2 separate regions of the Homo sapiens genome follow, and region 2 is linked to region 1. A link is a loop called in an ENCODE intact Hi-C map of the cell type or tissue named here. Cell type or tissue: heart left ventricle. All regions are shown on one strand.

Region 1 (8,000 bases):
AATAAAAAATTTTTAAAGAAAAAAATAAAATAAAATAAATGTTAATCTCATCCAAAAACATTCTCATAGAAATACACAGAATAATGTTTAACCAACTATCTAGAAACTGAGCCCAGCCAAGTTGATACACACAATTAACCATCACATTTCCTAATACTGAACAATTCTAACATTATCAGAATAAACACAATTCATGGAATATTATTTGCATCGATCTGCTACTGAATTCTTTTCACAATTTTTACATCAATATTCAAAATAAAGATTTATCTATCATTTTCTATTTCCTCTTTGACAGGCTTGATATTAGCATGTTTTTCACATCATCAGATGAATGTGAAGGATTTTTCTTTTTTTCCATTCTATTCTGCAGATATTTAAAGTGCATTAAAGTTCCATGTTCAGCAAAGTTATGGTCATATAGTTTCATGAAATCATCTGGGCCTGGTGCATTTTGTGGAGGCTAGCAGTAACTCTTTGGCAAATTTCTCTATTTCTTCTACTGTCTTTGGCCTATATATGTTTTAACTCTTTTAAGATACATTTTGGGCCGGGTGCGGTGGCTCACGCCTGTAATCCCAGCATTTTCGGAGACTGAGGCGGGTGGATCACCTGAGGTCAGAAGTTCGAGACCAGCCTGACCAACAAGGCGAAACCCGTCTCTACTAAAAAGACAAAGATTAGCTGGGCGTGGTGGCCAGTGCCTGTTAGTGCTAGCTACTCGGGAGGCTGAGACAGGAGAATTGCTTGAACCCGGGAGGCGGAGCCTGCAGTGAGCCGAGATCACACCACTGCACTCCAGCCTGGGCGACAGATCAAGACTCTGTCTCAAAAAAAAAAAAAAAAAAAGGCCAAGCGCGGTGCTCACGTCTGTAATCTCAGCACTTTGGGAGGCCGAGGCGGGCAGATCACGAGGTCAGGAGATCGAGACCATCCTGGCTAACACGGTGAAACCAGGTCTCTACTAAAAATACAAAAAATTAGCCGGGCGTGGTGGCGGGCGCCTGTAGTCCCAGATACAGGTTGAGGTAGGAGAATGGCGTGAACCCGGGAGGCGGACGTTACAGTGAGCCGAGATGGCGCCACTGCACTCCAGCCTGAGAGACAGAGCAAGACTCCATTTCAAAAAAAAAAGATACATTTTGTTACTTCATATTTTCCTATAATGTCAACCAATTTCATATAGGTATATTTGTAAATATTAAGCAAAAATCATGTTATGCTGGTTCATTTACTTTCCTCTGGTTTTGCAATTAGTTCTACATTGTCATTTCTAATACATGGTTTTAGGTATTCCTTTTAAAAAACGATTAGATGACCTAATAGTTTATATATTTCTCTGATTTTTCAAACAAACTCATGCATTTATTTAGTTTCTATAAATGTTTCTAGTTTCTAACATATACATTTCTGCTTTTATTTTTTCTGCTTTTCTTGGGTTCGATTATTTTACTCCTAACTTTTTAATTCAATACTTATTTTTTATGACCATAAGTATGTGGAGTGTATTTTTTTCAAGTTCTTTCCAACTATTATTGGATTATACTATTCAAAAAATGCATACACATAGAACAAAGTTTTCTAAGAAAGTACATTAAATCTATGTTCTATTTTCAAGGCTACTGAAATAGTAGCCTCGACATATATAAAAGACATGAATAGTAGCCTTGAAATATATAAAAGATGGGTGATCATTTCCTTTTGTTACTCTTTGGAAATAATGGCAAAACAGCATAATAACAGTATAGCTTATGGCTGTGAACTTGGACTCTGCCATCTTGCAGCTCTGGATTAAACTCTCGACCTTATTACTTACCTGCTGTGCGATTTTTGGGAGGTTACTTATATTCCCTGGGCTTCTGTGTCCTTACCTGAAAAAATAAGGATTTAAAAAACAAAAAAGATATTTATTACAGAGGACTGTGGCAAGAGGTGAACCTGGCTGGGCTTTTGGGTAGGGTGGGGACTTGGAGAACTTTTCTGTCTAGCTAAAGGATTGTAAATGCACCAATCAGCACTCTGTCAAAACGGACCAATCAGCTCCCTGTAAAATGGACCAATCAGCTCTCTGTAAAATGGCCCAGTCAGCAGGATGTGGGTGGGGCCAAGTAAGGGAATAAACGCAGGCCACCCAAGCCAGCGGCTGCAACCTGCTCGGATGCCCTTCCACAGCGTGGAAGCTTTGTTTTTTTGTTCCTTGCAATAATTGTTGCTGCAGCTCGCTTTTTGGATCTGCGCCACTTTTATGAGCTGTAAGGCTCACTGGGAAGGTCTGCAGCTTTACTCCTGAAGGCAGCGAGACCACGAACCCGCCAGAAGAAACAAACTCCAGACACATCTAAACATCTGAAGGAACAAAGTCTGGACACACCATTTTTAAGAACTGTAATGCTCAGCGCGAGGGTCCGCAACGTTATTCTTGAAGTCAGCGAGACCGAGAACCCACTGGAAGGAACCGATTCTGGACACATCAGGATGATGAAAAGTAAAAATCATTTTGAAAAGCATAGAACAGTGCTTTGTCACACAAGTTCAATTACTGTATTTGCTTGTTTATGAAGTAAGTGAATATTACACTTATGGTTTATTTCAGAAGGCTGATAGCATATCAATATTGATTTACAGAGGTCTGGACAAGAAGGCCTGGTTCAAACCCATGACAGAAATGGAGCCTATTCATTCACATATTTGTGAGGGTCCATACCTCCTATCAATGGTTTTCAATGGCCCTTGGAATAGAGTCTCCAGTGGCTCCAATATCTCCAGTTACTTCCATTGGCCTGGGGAGAGAGTACAAACTCCCAGGTGCAGCTCTGCACACCACGGTCCCTAGTCACATCTCCCAACCTTCATTCCCATTCTAAGAAAACTTTCAGTTTCTCAAAAAAGCCATGTTCTCTCTGCAGCTTTCTCTATTACAGGGTTTCTCAAGCTTAGCACTACTAATATTTGGAAGTTAATATTTGTTGTGGGGGGACTGTCCTGGGCATCGCCGGATGTTTAGAGCATCCTTGGATTTCCCCACTAGATGTCAGGAGAAAACCCCACTCCTTCCCCAGAGCGTAACAACCAAAAATGTCTATGGATATTGTCAAATGGCTCCTTCCAGGCAGAGTCACTCCCAGCTGAAATCTGCTCTATCAAGAATGCTGTTACCCCTATTTGCCTGGCTAACTTCAACTCATCCTTAAAGTTTCAGCTTGGAAGTCACTGCTGTATCCCCAGTGTGAATACCAGGGCTTGTGTAATTAAATAGATGATCCCAAAACCGGCGCCATTATTCAGTACAAACGGAAAGGGAGGGGTGGGGGCAGACATGAAGTTAGGGAGCATTATGGTAGCAGATTGGAAAAGGCGCTAGACTTATGTAAGAAAACAGGATGACTTTTAGCTTCCAGAAATGATTAGGTTAAAAGGTGACATGAGACCGCCCGGTGGCTCACGCCTGTAATCCCATCAATTTGGGAGGCCGAGGTGGGTGGATTGCCTGAGGTCAGAAGTTCGAGACCAGCCTGGCCAACATAATGAAACCCCGTCTCTACTAAAAACACAAAAATTAGCTGGGTGTAGTGGCGGGCCCTGTCCCAGCTACTCGGGAGGCTGAGGCAGGAGAATTGCTTGAACACGGGAGGCGAAGCTTGCAATGAGCCAAGACCGCACCACTGCACTCCAGCCTGGGTGATGGAGAGAGACTTTGTCTCAGAAAACAAACAAACAAACAAAAAATTCACATCAGTGAGGATGGAACTATAAAAAGAAGAATGGATTGGGATGAGAGAGGGTGGAGAGAAGGAAGAGTTCAATTTTTGTGTTTTATTTGATGTGATTTTATTATTTTTTTTTATTTTTTATTTTATTTGAGACGGAGTCTCACTCTGTCGCCCAGGCTGGAGTGCAGTGGCGCCATCTCGGCTCACTGCAAGCTCCGCCTCCCGGGTTCACACCATTCTCCTGCCTCACCCTCCCGAGTAGCTGAGACTACAGGAGCCCGCCACCACGCCCAGGTAATTTTTTGTATTTTTAGTAGAGACGGGGTTTCACCGTATTAGCCAGGATGTTCTCGATCTCCTGACCTCGTGATCCGCCCGCCTCGGCCTCCCAAAGTGCTGTGATTACAGGCGTGATCCACCGCGCCAGGCCTATTTTATTTATGTTTGAAATGGAGTCTCACTCTGCCGCCCAGGCTGGAGTGCAGTAGCGCGATCTTGGCACACTGCAACCTCTGCTTCCCAGATTCAACCGATTCTCCTGCCTCAGCCTCCTGAGTAGCTGGGATTACAGGTGCCTGTTACCAGGCCAAGCTAATTTCTTTTGTATTTTTAGTAGAGACGGGGTTTCGCCATGTTGGCCAGGCTGATCTTGATCTCTTGACCTCAAGTGATCCACCCGCTTCGGCCTCCCAAAGTGCTGGGTGGCATGAGCCACCGCGCCCAACCAAGAATTCAGTTTTTGAAGTAACAGTGTGAGGGGTCTATTCAACAGCTCAGCGGGGTTGCTTAAGAGAGGCCAGTGCTCATGGCGCGAGAGAGGGAAGCAGTCGCTGTGCCTTTCTTGCCTGGAGTTCGATCTGTGTCCTTAGCGGGCACCTAAGGTTCTTGTGGAACCCACAAACTCCCTTTCTTCCACCGGCACCCCACCATACGAAACACACGGTTTCCCTACCTTTGAAATCACGCAAACACCGCTGCTGGAAGGAATCTAATGTTTAAATGGGATGAGGAAGGGATGAGAAGTGAAGAGCGAAGTGGGAGAGAGAATGACGGTGGCCGAGAGAAGCTGTCTTCAGACCCTGCCTGCCCTCGCCCTGGGCCCGTGGAGCTCAGGAAGGCACTTTAATCCGAACATCTAGTGCCATCTAGTGGCCGATTGTTAGAACTAGAGGAACGGTTTCCTGCGGCCTGGACCAAAGAGGGCAAAAGCCGCCGGGAGGAGAGGAATGAGGGACTTGGGGAAGCAGGAAAGGATACAAGCAGTGATTGGAAAAACAGACATGAGCTCTTCTCTTGGATCCAGGATTCAAACATCCATCTTGGGACAGGGCACATGCACTATACTCAGGCTGTCTGTTGGCGGTCCTTCATCGGCAGCAGCCCCTCTCAGGGAGGCCAGCTGCTCAGAGCCAGATCACTGCCCTGCAATCCTCCCCAGACTCCTAGGCCTCTTTCTTTGCCGGATCATAAGATCCCTCATGCCTGGTTGATGCTGTTCCTTGCTGAAGTTTTTCTCCCAATTATTAGCAGCCTGAATTACCAGTGCTTGTGTATGTTATTTCTTATTTGGAAATCCAACAAGCTTTTAATTAGAGAAGCAACAGGAAGAGATATTAAGCTATATTAATGCGTCTGAAAACCCAGCACAGCTAAAAGAAAAGTAATCTCATAGATAACAGCACTGCTGAAAATTACAGAACAGCTTCCAGTAAATAACTAAATGGAAAGTCCCAGAGAGGGTCAATTGTTGCCGGTTAATATTTGTAGTAAAGTACAGCACTTGATAATGCTGCTGTTTCTTATTCTTACGGGAAGCAAACAACAAGAGTTGGGATTTCCCCTTGAGATCCTAATTCCCAGATCCTGCTACAATGAATTTAATGAAAGTTTATCTTCTAAATACTTCCTTCACCAGTAACTCCTAGAAAGGTCTCTAGGATGCTTTTCTTTCCAAGGAATGTCACAAACATGACCATATCTCAGGTCTGAAGATAAGCACCGAAGCAGATTGTTTGCAAAAATGCCTACGATTATTCCCCTCCTTGTATGCACTCCTTGAATCTGGGCTGCCTTTGACTTACTTTGTCCAATTAAATACCATGGAAGGCACTTGTTAATGCTAAGCCTGGGCTTCAATAAGCTAGCCAAGGCACCAGGACATTTGAGAGAGCTCAGCCAAGATCAACAAAGCCATCTGTAGCCAAGTAGAGGACCCAGAAGGAACCAGAAGAACCCAGCTGTTCCCACCCCAAATGGTCAAATCTTCAGAATCATGAGCTAAGTAAACAACGGTTTTGTTTTTTGTTTGGTTGGTTGGTTGGTTGGTTGTTTTTGTTTTTTTTGAGACAGAGCCTTGCTCTGTCGCCGAGGCTGGAGTGCTGTGGCACGATCTCAGCTCACTGCAACCTCCGCTCCTGGGTTCCAGTGATTCTCCTGCCTCAGCATCTCGAGTAGCTGGCATTACAGGCACCCACCACCATGCCTGGCTAATTTTTATACTTTTAGTAGAGATGTGGTTTCACCACGTTGGCCAAGCTGGTCTCGAACTCCTGACCTCAAGTGATCTGCTTGCCTCGGCCCAGGATTACAGGAGCAAGCCACGGCGCCCGGCTGATGGTTGTTTTAAGACCCTAACTTTTGAAGTGGTTTGTGATATAGCAATAACTAATAGATATAAGCATTATGACTAAATTGCATCCTAGAAAGTTTATGTTTCCTGACTGCATGGAAAACCATGATACACATTTTCTTAAAAAGGGCATTGGAGGAACTGGCCAAATAGGATTAAGGAGGTTGGGGGCCTCCTCATGTTGCTGATCAGGGAAGTCTCTGGATTTCCCTTTGGAGTCATCCGAAGTAACCCTGGCTATAAGAAAATCTATTCAATCATTAGCAGATTCTAGTTAAGCAGATAGATGAAATTTTAATAAGGTATAATTCTGGTTGTTACCATACTTACCTAAATTCCTCATTTATTTCATGCCTAATTTATTGTAACAGCTAATTTCTCTTACCCTAGATTTATTTCTACTTCAATTTAAATTGTTGTCTACAATCAAACCAATTTTTATCCTAATGTCTCTTTTAATATGTTGATCCCCTGCTCAAAATTCTTCAATATCTCCCTATTTCCTGCCACACAAAAATAGTCCCTGAAAACAAAATTAGCAAAATTAATTAATTAAAAGTTAATAAATTAGACAAAAATTTTAAAAGTCTTTTCTTCTAAAAATACAGTTAAGACAATGAAGACAAGCAACAAACTGGGGGAAGATATTTGTAAATCACATATCTGATGAAGGTCTTGTATAAATAATATGGATTTTAAAAACTCTCACAATTCAATAAGAAATCAAATTAGCCAACTTTTAGAAAAACTGGAAAAAGACATGAACAGATATTTAGCCAAAAAGATATGAGTAGCAAATAAACACATAAAAAGATATTCATCAGCATAATTAGAGAAGTGCAGATCAAAACTATAATTAGATCTTGCTGCACGCCTATTAGAATAGCTGAATAGCTTTTTTTTTTTTTTTTTTTTTTTGAGACGGAGTTTCACTCTTGTTGCCCAGACTGGAGTGCAATGGCGTGACTTTGGCTCACTGCAACCTCAGCCTCTGGGGTTCAAGTGACTTTTTTGCCTCTGTAACCTCTGCCTCTGTGGTTCAAGGGATTCTTTTGCCTCAGCCTCACGAGTAGCTGGGATTACAGGCGCCTGCCACCACACCCAGCTAATTTTTTGTATTTTTAGTAGAGACGGCGTTTCACCATGTTTGGCTAGGCTGGTCTCGAACCTGCCTTGGCCTCCCAAAGTGCTGGGATTACAGGCATGAGCCACCGTGCCTGGCCAGAATAGCTTTTTAAAAGCTAACAACATAGAGCGCTGATGAGGATGTAGAGCAGCTGGAACTCTGTTATATTTCAGGTGGATATGCAAAATGGTACAACCACTTTGGAAAATGGTTTGACAATTTCTTACAGGGGATAGGGAGAATTACTACATAAACTTCAGCAAATTCACTCCTTGAAATTGTAGACAGACTTTTAAAATAGCTAATTACAAAAACTGAATTGAAATATTAGAAAATGCTGAAGACGTTAAATATAAAAAGTGGAGCTTATTCTATTATAGTATTAGTATAAAATACAGTTTACATTGGATAAAGATGAGTAAAACTAAACTTTTAATGTTTAATATTATTATATTGGTTAAATCTGAATTTACAGATCCTCCCAAATATGTCTGACTCATGTGTATTCAAAGGTACTTACAGCAATGTTTCTAAA
Region 2 (8,000 bases), 510 kb before region 1:
CCTCAACAAATGATGTAAATAATGATGATGGTGGTGGTGGGTGGTGGTGATGATGGTTATGGTGATGACGACCCTACTGTTACCCAGGATTTGAACCAAAGTCTTTTGATACTCAAGAACCACCCAGCATACATTAGGTTTTGTTCTTTTCTTCCACTGAACTTTTGGAAAATATACCTAGAACTGATCACTATGCCTAAATGAAGCTTTCTCTTACCTGTTCAACTCTCACTAATATTAGGTTCATATAAAAATATTCCAAATGCCTGGGAGTCTTGCAATTAAAAAATGATCTGATAAATTATTTAAACTTTCCTGTAATCACTCTCTTTACATCACATTTATGTAATGTGATTTCTATACATTGAAAGGCCAAGTAGTAATTTGCTTTATCTTTCAAATAATCACTTTCTAATGTTAATTCTACACTTACATAGATTTAGATATTTTAAAGTCGGACACTTCTTTGCTTATACTGTAATGTCAAGCAATTTACTGTTACCCAAATTGAATCTGAATTTGGACTTCCCACTTAGTCATTAGGAGGCATTGAGATAATTATTTAAACTCTCTCAGTTCTAGTTTCCTTGTCTATAAAGGAGGAAGGACCTGGCATATATTAGGAGCCCAACAAATATTTATGGAATGGATTAAAATGAAGGTTAAATGACATAACAGAAAATGGTCAGCATAGACACTCACTAAATATTTGTGGAATTAAGAGAATGGGAAGGTAACTCAGTAGGCACTAAACAGAAGGTGCTCAGTAAATCGTGGTTCCACTTCACCCCGCTCTGAATAGCTGCAACCTATATTCTCTGTGCCAGCCCCTTCACCTTTTCAACTCTCTATACAAGTGGTTTTATGTGCAATAGTCTTAATTTTTTAATCAATGGCTGGCCCTGAAAGCCTAGATCATTTCTTACCTTAAAAACTTACTAAAAAGGAGGTACTGGAAGGGCTCATTAAACAATTACTGATTAATCAAGGGCTAGAGAAGGCTGGAGCCATTTAGTCCTCAGTAACTATAGGGTCCACCTTTAAATAGGCTCAGCAAAGGTAGACCAAAAGCCCCTCTATTTGACGTGGGAAGCTCTAAGTTCAAGACCTGAACAATGTAAAACAGTCACAAAAATTGATTATAAGAGTAACACATATAAGAGTAACACACCCACACAATTAACATTACCTAGAGATTTCCATGTGCCACATGCTGGGCTGAGTGCTTTACAGGGTTCTTCTTATTTAATCCTAAAACAATCCTGTGTCAGTGCATGAATAGTCTCCCTATTTTACAAAAAGATTAAATGGCTTGTGCAAGATTATATAGCTAAACGAATTTAAGACACAGAACTTCTCAGCTAGAACTGGAGATGAGTTACAGATGCATTAATGCTTATAACCTTAGACATATGAATGCATGGCTCTACCCCTTAGTTTTCCTTTCTGTAAAATGATGATTAATGATAAAATTTGCTTTGCTTATTTCTAAAGGTGATTGATTGGAAGTATCGAGAAGAAATGTGTGATACTATATCATAAACAATAAAGCACTCTACAAATGTTATTCATGATTTAAAATAGAAAAGTTTGCCCTGAGATCTTGCATTCAGCAAGGAAGTCTGAATATTATCCCTGAGGTGTTTATCACGGGTGCATCTGCCTTTCCATCTTTGCCAGGGTGAACACTTACGGAACATAGCTCCCTCACTGTAGTGTCCTGAAGGGCTTTCAAAGTCGTCATGAACTGGGCTTCCTGGTGACCAGTTAGTGAACACAGGCAGTGCCTACAGACTGAGGGTTCAGGGCCAGGGCTTTGCCTCTCCCCGTGGCAGTGAGGGTGGTGATGACAGCAGATGCAGCAGTGGGCAGGTATAGCATGGCAGGTGCCCATTGGGCAGATACTAGAGAAGCCTGAGTCTAGAGAGACGGATTTGGTGAGGGGCTGGGGCCCATGTGTCAAGGTCTTGTTGCTTAGAGCTGAAGTCTGAATGGAAGCATCATTTAACTGTCTTGCTTTTGTCCCCAGTCTTGTTTCTGTTGCGGTAACAGGATCACACACAGTGCATTCTAAAGATGTTCCTCTGGGACCAGTCCCCAAGGCCACAGCCCTCTGAGCAGCCGACACCAGGCTGGAGGACATCTGGGTCATTACAGACCTGGAGCTGCCAGTATTTAGAGGAAGGTTTTCCATCTCAGCTTCTGTCCCAGGTAGTATCTGACCCAAAGTACCAGACCTTGACTTCACCTGGGCAGGATCTCCAGGCAGTTTATGGAGGTGGGGAATGAGCTTTTCAGATGTTTGAGCAAGGTCAGTTGCATAAGGTGTGATTTCACTGTGCTTGGGGATACACTGTGATGAGCTTTCTGGTACGAGTAAGCTGTGGTTGGTGTGAGGACAGAATCCACTGCTTTCCTCTTCTCGTGGGGCCTCAGAGTCAACATGAAGGAACTTGTCTTGAGTATGATCATTTCCAGGTGACCTTTGAGACTCATTGTGGTGGCTTTGCACTTTGCCAGCTCCCTCAGGCCTCACAAAACTGTCCTGCATTTCTGTGACGTGGGTTACCATAAACCCCAGAGGATGATCATATTTGGAAGTGGCTGTGGGTCTGGTGACCTCATACTCAGCATGGGGCATTGGCAGAAGCTGCCACAGATGGCTGTCTTTCCTTGGGCATTCTCCCCTCGTGGTGGTCTTGGCACAGGCCATGTCTGGGATATACAGCTCTGGTGGCCCCTCCATGGCCTCAAGCAGAAACTCTTCCTCCATCACAGATACTGAGGCCCTTTGTTCCAAGGCATTCGCTTCTTGGCTTGAAAAAGACATGCTCGCCCTACTTTTGGAATCTGGCCCATCCGACTCTAGCTGACAGTCCTGGGATGATACTAAGCTGTGGCTCTGATCTCTTGGCTTTCTACCTCCATTCTCAGCAGGACTCTGGCTGTTTGGCAAGGAAGGCATCTGTAGGGGAAACCAGGACAAAGGGAAACAGGTCAGGAAGTGGAGGAGGCAATAGGTTTAAGGTGAGATTTTCTTCTTGTCATTGCCTTAGGAGTCAGGAGATAAGGGTTGCAACATCAGGTTTTGCATCTGTTTACCTCTTTACCAAGGTCCTCCTCTCTAGGAGGCTCAGCCTCCTTGCTTAGAAAAGTCAAAAGGAAAGGAAGGCCACACTTTCCGGCACCTTGTCTAATATGACTCCATCATCCTCTGCCCCTTGGGTGCAGGTGGCTTGTGCCTTCTCAACCTTTCCAATTGTGGCTTGATTTAAAACACCCCTCTTTCTGAGTTAGCTGTGAGTGAGGTTTGGGTGGCAGCCTGGTTGATAGGGCTGAAGTGGGATGTTAGGGATGAGCAACAGGGCCCTGTTCCAAACCCTCCTACCTGGAGGGGCAGCGGTTCCAGCGGCTCCTCCAGGAACCCGCTGCTGTCAGACTGGCAGCTATTTGCTCTGTCCACCCTGGCACCTGCAGAATGAAAGAGGTCTTGAGGTTATTAAAGGGAAAACACGCAGCCAGCAGGACTTGGATCAACCCCTCTAGGTGCCTGACACACCATGGATCCTGCAGAAATGCCCACTGTGTGGAAGAAAAAACAAATGAGGGAATTCCAAGGACATTTTTTTCTCGATTGTCAGAGAGTTCAGTTAAAATTGCATCACTGGTTTCCTGATACAAAGAATAAAACCTGAAACGAAGGAAGAGAAACTAATGTCTCTCAAAACCAAATAACAATATGGTTGTGAGATGAATCTTTACTAAGGGAAAGAAAATCCAGAAGGAAACACATATGCCTTAAATGCCACACTAATAAAATAATGAAAGACCACATTTTATATATTTGTGTGTGTGTATATATACATATTCTTGTTCTTTTTACTAAAGTTTGGATAAGTACCCTTTGCTAGCTTCAGCTGGACTATTTCTATGACTACAAGTTTGTGCTCATGTTTTAGATCACTGCTCTTGCCACCAGAAGAGGCTGGGACATGCAGAGAAAGGGCAAAGTCACGTGTGGGCAGGTTATGACTTTGTAAACAGGAGCATCCATGAAATGTTAAATCTATCTGTAGATTCTTACGTAAATATTAAGTTATATATTGTGGGGGAAATAGTTGGCTACCAGAGTGTCACCATGCTAAAGATTAAATTATGGATTTTTTTTTCTCTTCTTTAATGAGAAATGCTTTCAGTTATACCACAGTATAGGCTCTAATAGGAAGTCTCTCAGGAGGAAGGGGGTTGCAAGGTGGCCTCCTTAGAATACAAGGAGCAGAGGGAGGAGCCTTGTCTGTCCTGGGAGATTAGGTATGTGTGTGGGAAGTGAATTAAGGGGAAACAGTTGATTGTCCATAGATACAATGCTTGAGTATTTGGTACCTAAGTGATAAATAGGGGATTTGCCTTTGCTTGAACAACTGCTGACGAAGAGTTCAAGGGAGGGAAATGATCCCAGCCTCTGCTTAGATCTCTGCTGGACCTCACCTTGAAGGACAGTTCCACTCACAAGAGCAGCATCATTCTTCTCCCTGTAGACAACAATGCCTGAGAGCCTTAACGGTCCATGTGTCTGAGCAAAGACAGCAAGTGGAGACAGTCTCAGAGCTGGCCAACCCAGCCCAAACCCCAGCTACCTCAGCCTGAGGCCAAAGTCAAGAGAAAGTAATGGCTCAATTTTGTATAATTAAACATTATAAACTCCACACTCTTTAATTCAGCCTCAAACAAAACTAAAAGCTAAAAATCAGAGGGCATACATTTTAAAATAGCTCAATCCTAGAGAGATTGAGAAACTTTGAGCAAAATTTTGAGAATGCATATTTTTGACCTAGCCATTGCCTCTTGTTACACAGTTAAGGGTAAAAAAATAGAAAATATTTGCAAGTCATAGATCTAAATGAGACTTCTGCTTCTGGAAAGCTGTAGTAATAGGGACTAGATTTTTCCTCCTACCCGAACCAACTGAAAAACTAGACAAGATATGTGGAAAAAAAAAAAAAAGTTTTTCGAGACAATGGACCTCAGACAGTTACAGACAGCAGTCCTTGAGAAACAGGAACAAGTGATCTGAACCCTATAGTTACCCAGCTTAGCGCTTTGAGAGAGTTTACAGGTCTTGGCATGAGAAGGGGGAACCCAGGCTGAGCCTTGCAGACACTTGAAGCTGAGGAAACAGAGCTAGGAGTCCAAAAAGACTGAGCCAGCTAGAGTTCAAAGGGCACACAGAGGAGAGGAAGGAGCTGCACACAGAGAGAACTCTAGAGGGTCTCTCTTGAGTATTCAGCTGAGTACTGATGAGCTCATGCATGTGAGAAACCACCAAAAGCTGGGAAGAGAACCATCAGAAAGGATCAGGGGAAACACTGCCCAGTACTCATCCAGAGCCTGGAATAGGGAATGTGCCCACCAGCCAGATGCAAAACCTCCTATTTCACAGGACATTGAGGGGTAGAATACTCAGAAGTGTCTTGCTTCAGGAGTAAGAAATAATTAGCCTTAGAATGACCGCTGCTCTGGTCCCACCTAATGAGCCTTAAAAGCAAGACCTGAAAGACTTAAACTGTTTCCAAGTAACTTGTGTCCAAGACATAAGCAAAAGAATATTTATGGGAATATAGTACTATCTACCACCTATATGGTAAAATCCAAATGTGTGGCATATATTAAAAAATAATAGGTGTGCAAAGAAGCAGGAACATATGATCCATTATGAGGAGAAAAATCAATCAATTGAAACCACCCTAAGACTAATGCAGATCTTAGAATTATCAATTAAGAAAGAGCATTAAAACATTTATTAAAACTATATCCTGGGTACAGTGGCTCACACCTGTAATCCCAGCACTTTGGGAGGCTGAGGCAGGCAGATCACGAGGTCAGGAGTTCAAGACGAGCCTGGCTAACACAGTGAAACCCCGTCTCTACTAAAAATACTAAAAATTAGCCGGGCATGGTGGCAGGCACCTGTAGTCCCAGATACTTGGGAGGCTGAGGCAGGAGAATGGCATGAACCCGGGAGGCAGAGCTTTCAGTGAGCTGAGATTGCGCCACTGCACTCCAGCCTGGGAGACAGAGTGAGACTCCATCTCAAAAAAAAAAAAAAAACAAAAACAAACAAACAAAAGAAAAACTATATCCTGTATGTTCAAGAAGCTAGAGGAAAGATGAACTATGTTAAGTGGATATATGCAAGATATTTAAAAAAAACCCAAATTGAATGTCTAGAGATGAAAACAACGTCTCCAGTAAAATTTATACTGGATATATATAGCAGATTAGAGACTGCAGAAGAAAAGATTAGTGACATGAAGACATGGTCATAAGAAGCTATCCCAAATGAAACATAGAGATTTAAAAAAAGAAAATACTTTTTAAAACGAAAATGCATCAGCAAGTGATGAGACAAGTCCAAGTAGCCTCAGGTATAGGTAACTGAAAAATCCCAAAGAGGAGGGAAAGCTTTTGAAGAAATGTTTCAAAGAAAAGTTTGTTTCACAAAGTCCAACAAACTCCAAGCACCAGAAACATGAAGAAAACTACACCAAGGCACATGAAAATCAAATTACTGGCTGGGCGCAGTGGCTCACACCTGTAATCCCAGCACTTTGGGAGGCCGAGGCAGGCAGATCACCTGAGGTCAGGAGTTCAAGACCAGCCTGGCCAACATGGTGAAATCCCGTGTCTACCAAAAAATACAAAAATTAGCGGGTGTGGTGGCAGGTGCCTGTAATCCCAGCTACTTGGGAGGCTAAGGCAAAAGAATTGCTCGAACCTGGGAGGTGGAGGTTGTAGTAAGCTGAGATTGGGTCACTCCACTCCAGCCTGGGCGACAGAGCAAGTCTCCATCTCAAAAAAACAAACAAACGAAAAACAAAAGAAAGAAAAATTACCCAACACCAATGACTTTTTATAAAAACCCTTAAAATCAACCAGAGAAAAGGAACATTACATATCGAGTTAACAAAGATAAGGATGGCAGATTTCTCATTGGAAATAATCCAAGTAAGAAGACAGTTGAGTAACATCTTTAGGGTATTGAAAGGAAAAATCATGTGGGTAAGCACTGAATATTTTATTTATTTATTATCTACATCTTTAAAAAAGATAATTGACTATTTAAACAAAAAAAATTAACAATGTCGTGTGGGATTTATAACAAAAACCTAGAAAAGTCTACAAACATAAACACCTGTTATTATAAAACCGGATAGTTTGTAGAAAAGGTGCTGCCTGATTTTCCTTTAACTCTGATGTGCGACTTTTACAGAGCCTTTAACCTGAGTAATAGAACAGCTGTTTAGTGTTGTCAGAGGAAATAGTGTATACTCACTATATATTTATTATAAGAAATTTACTAGTGTAATATTTAAGACTTCACTGCCTTTGTTATAATTAGTTCAATCCATATTAAAACTTTTCAGTTTCCTTTAGGGTTAGCAAAAATACCACCCGTTTTCCTCCTTATATCAACTGTGGGTACAAAATTCATGATGATTCTTGCAGTAACCTTTCAAAAGCTCAATGCAGAACTTTAAATGTTTTTTCAGTACTATGCAAATGGCCCTGCACACTTTGGTGGGAGCCCCTCTGCTTAATAACCTGTTGAGAGGGCAGCCCATCCTGAAGAATTTTCCACATGAACTTCCTGATTCCCTATTTAATAAATGGTGTTGGGAAAACTGGCTAGCCATCTGTAGAAAGCTGAAACTGGATCCCTTCCTTACACCTTATACAAAAATTAATTCAAGATGGATTAAAGACTTACATGTTAGACCTAAAACCATAAAAACCCTAGAAGAAAACCTAGGCAATACTGTTCAGGACATAGGCATGGGCAAGGACTTCATGTCTAAAACACTAAAAGCAATGGCAACAAAAGCCAAAATTGACAAATGGGATCTAATCAAACTAAAGAGCTTCTGCACAGCAATAGAAACTACCATCAGAGTGAACAAGCAACCTACAGAATGGGAGAAAATTTTCGCAATCTACTCATC

The links. Peaks named below come from ENCODE experiments on the same cell type or tissue, not always from the same donor. Only the 100,000 strongest peaks of a DNase experiment are listed, where the experiment ranks them.
Region 2: a loop joins it to region 1, with 7 times the contacts of the local background. A loop is called at or near these places in 66 of 110 quality-filtered maps.

The regions. Positions count from the first base shown.
Region 1 is chr7:31,131,506-31,139,505 of GRCh38, reverse strand. It overlaps LOC107986781 (a long non-coding RNA gene), which reads right to left and starts at 4,863. Exons shown (of 3, transcript XR_001745159.1): 1 at 4,663-4,863; 2 at 1,817-1,871. RefSeq lists silencers at 4,769-4,868, 4,889-4,938. In heart left ventricle, a CTCF peak has its summit at 4,863 (motif pointing left); a DNase peak (open chromatin) is centred at 4,845; H3K27ac peaks cover 263 bases.
Region 2 is chr7:31,637,647-31,645,646 of GRCh38, reverse strand. It overlaps ITPRID1 (ITPR interacting domain containing 1), which reads right to left. Exons shown (of 15, transcript NM_001257967.3): 11 at 3,389-3,471; 12 at 1,694-2,965. It also overlaps a transcript of PDE1C not described here. Among named protein-coding and RNA genes, the nearest start is that of PPP1R17, 46 kb to the left of the region's middle. In heart left ventricle, no CTCF peak of the experiment used is centred here; no DNase peak of the experiment used is centred here.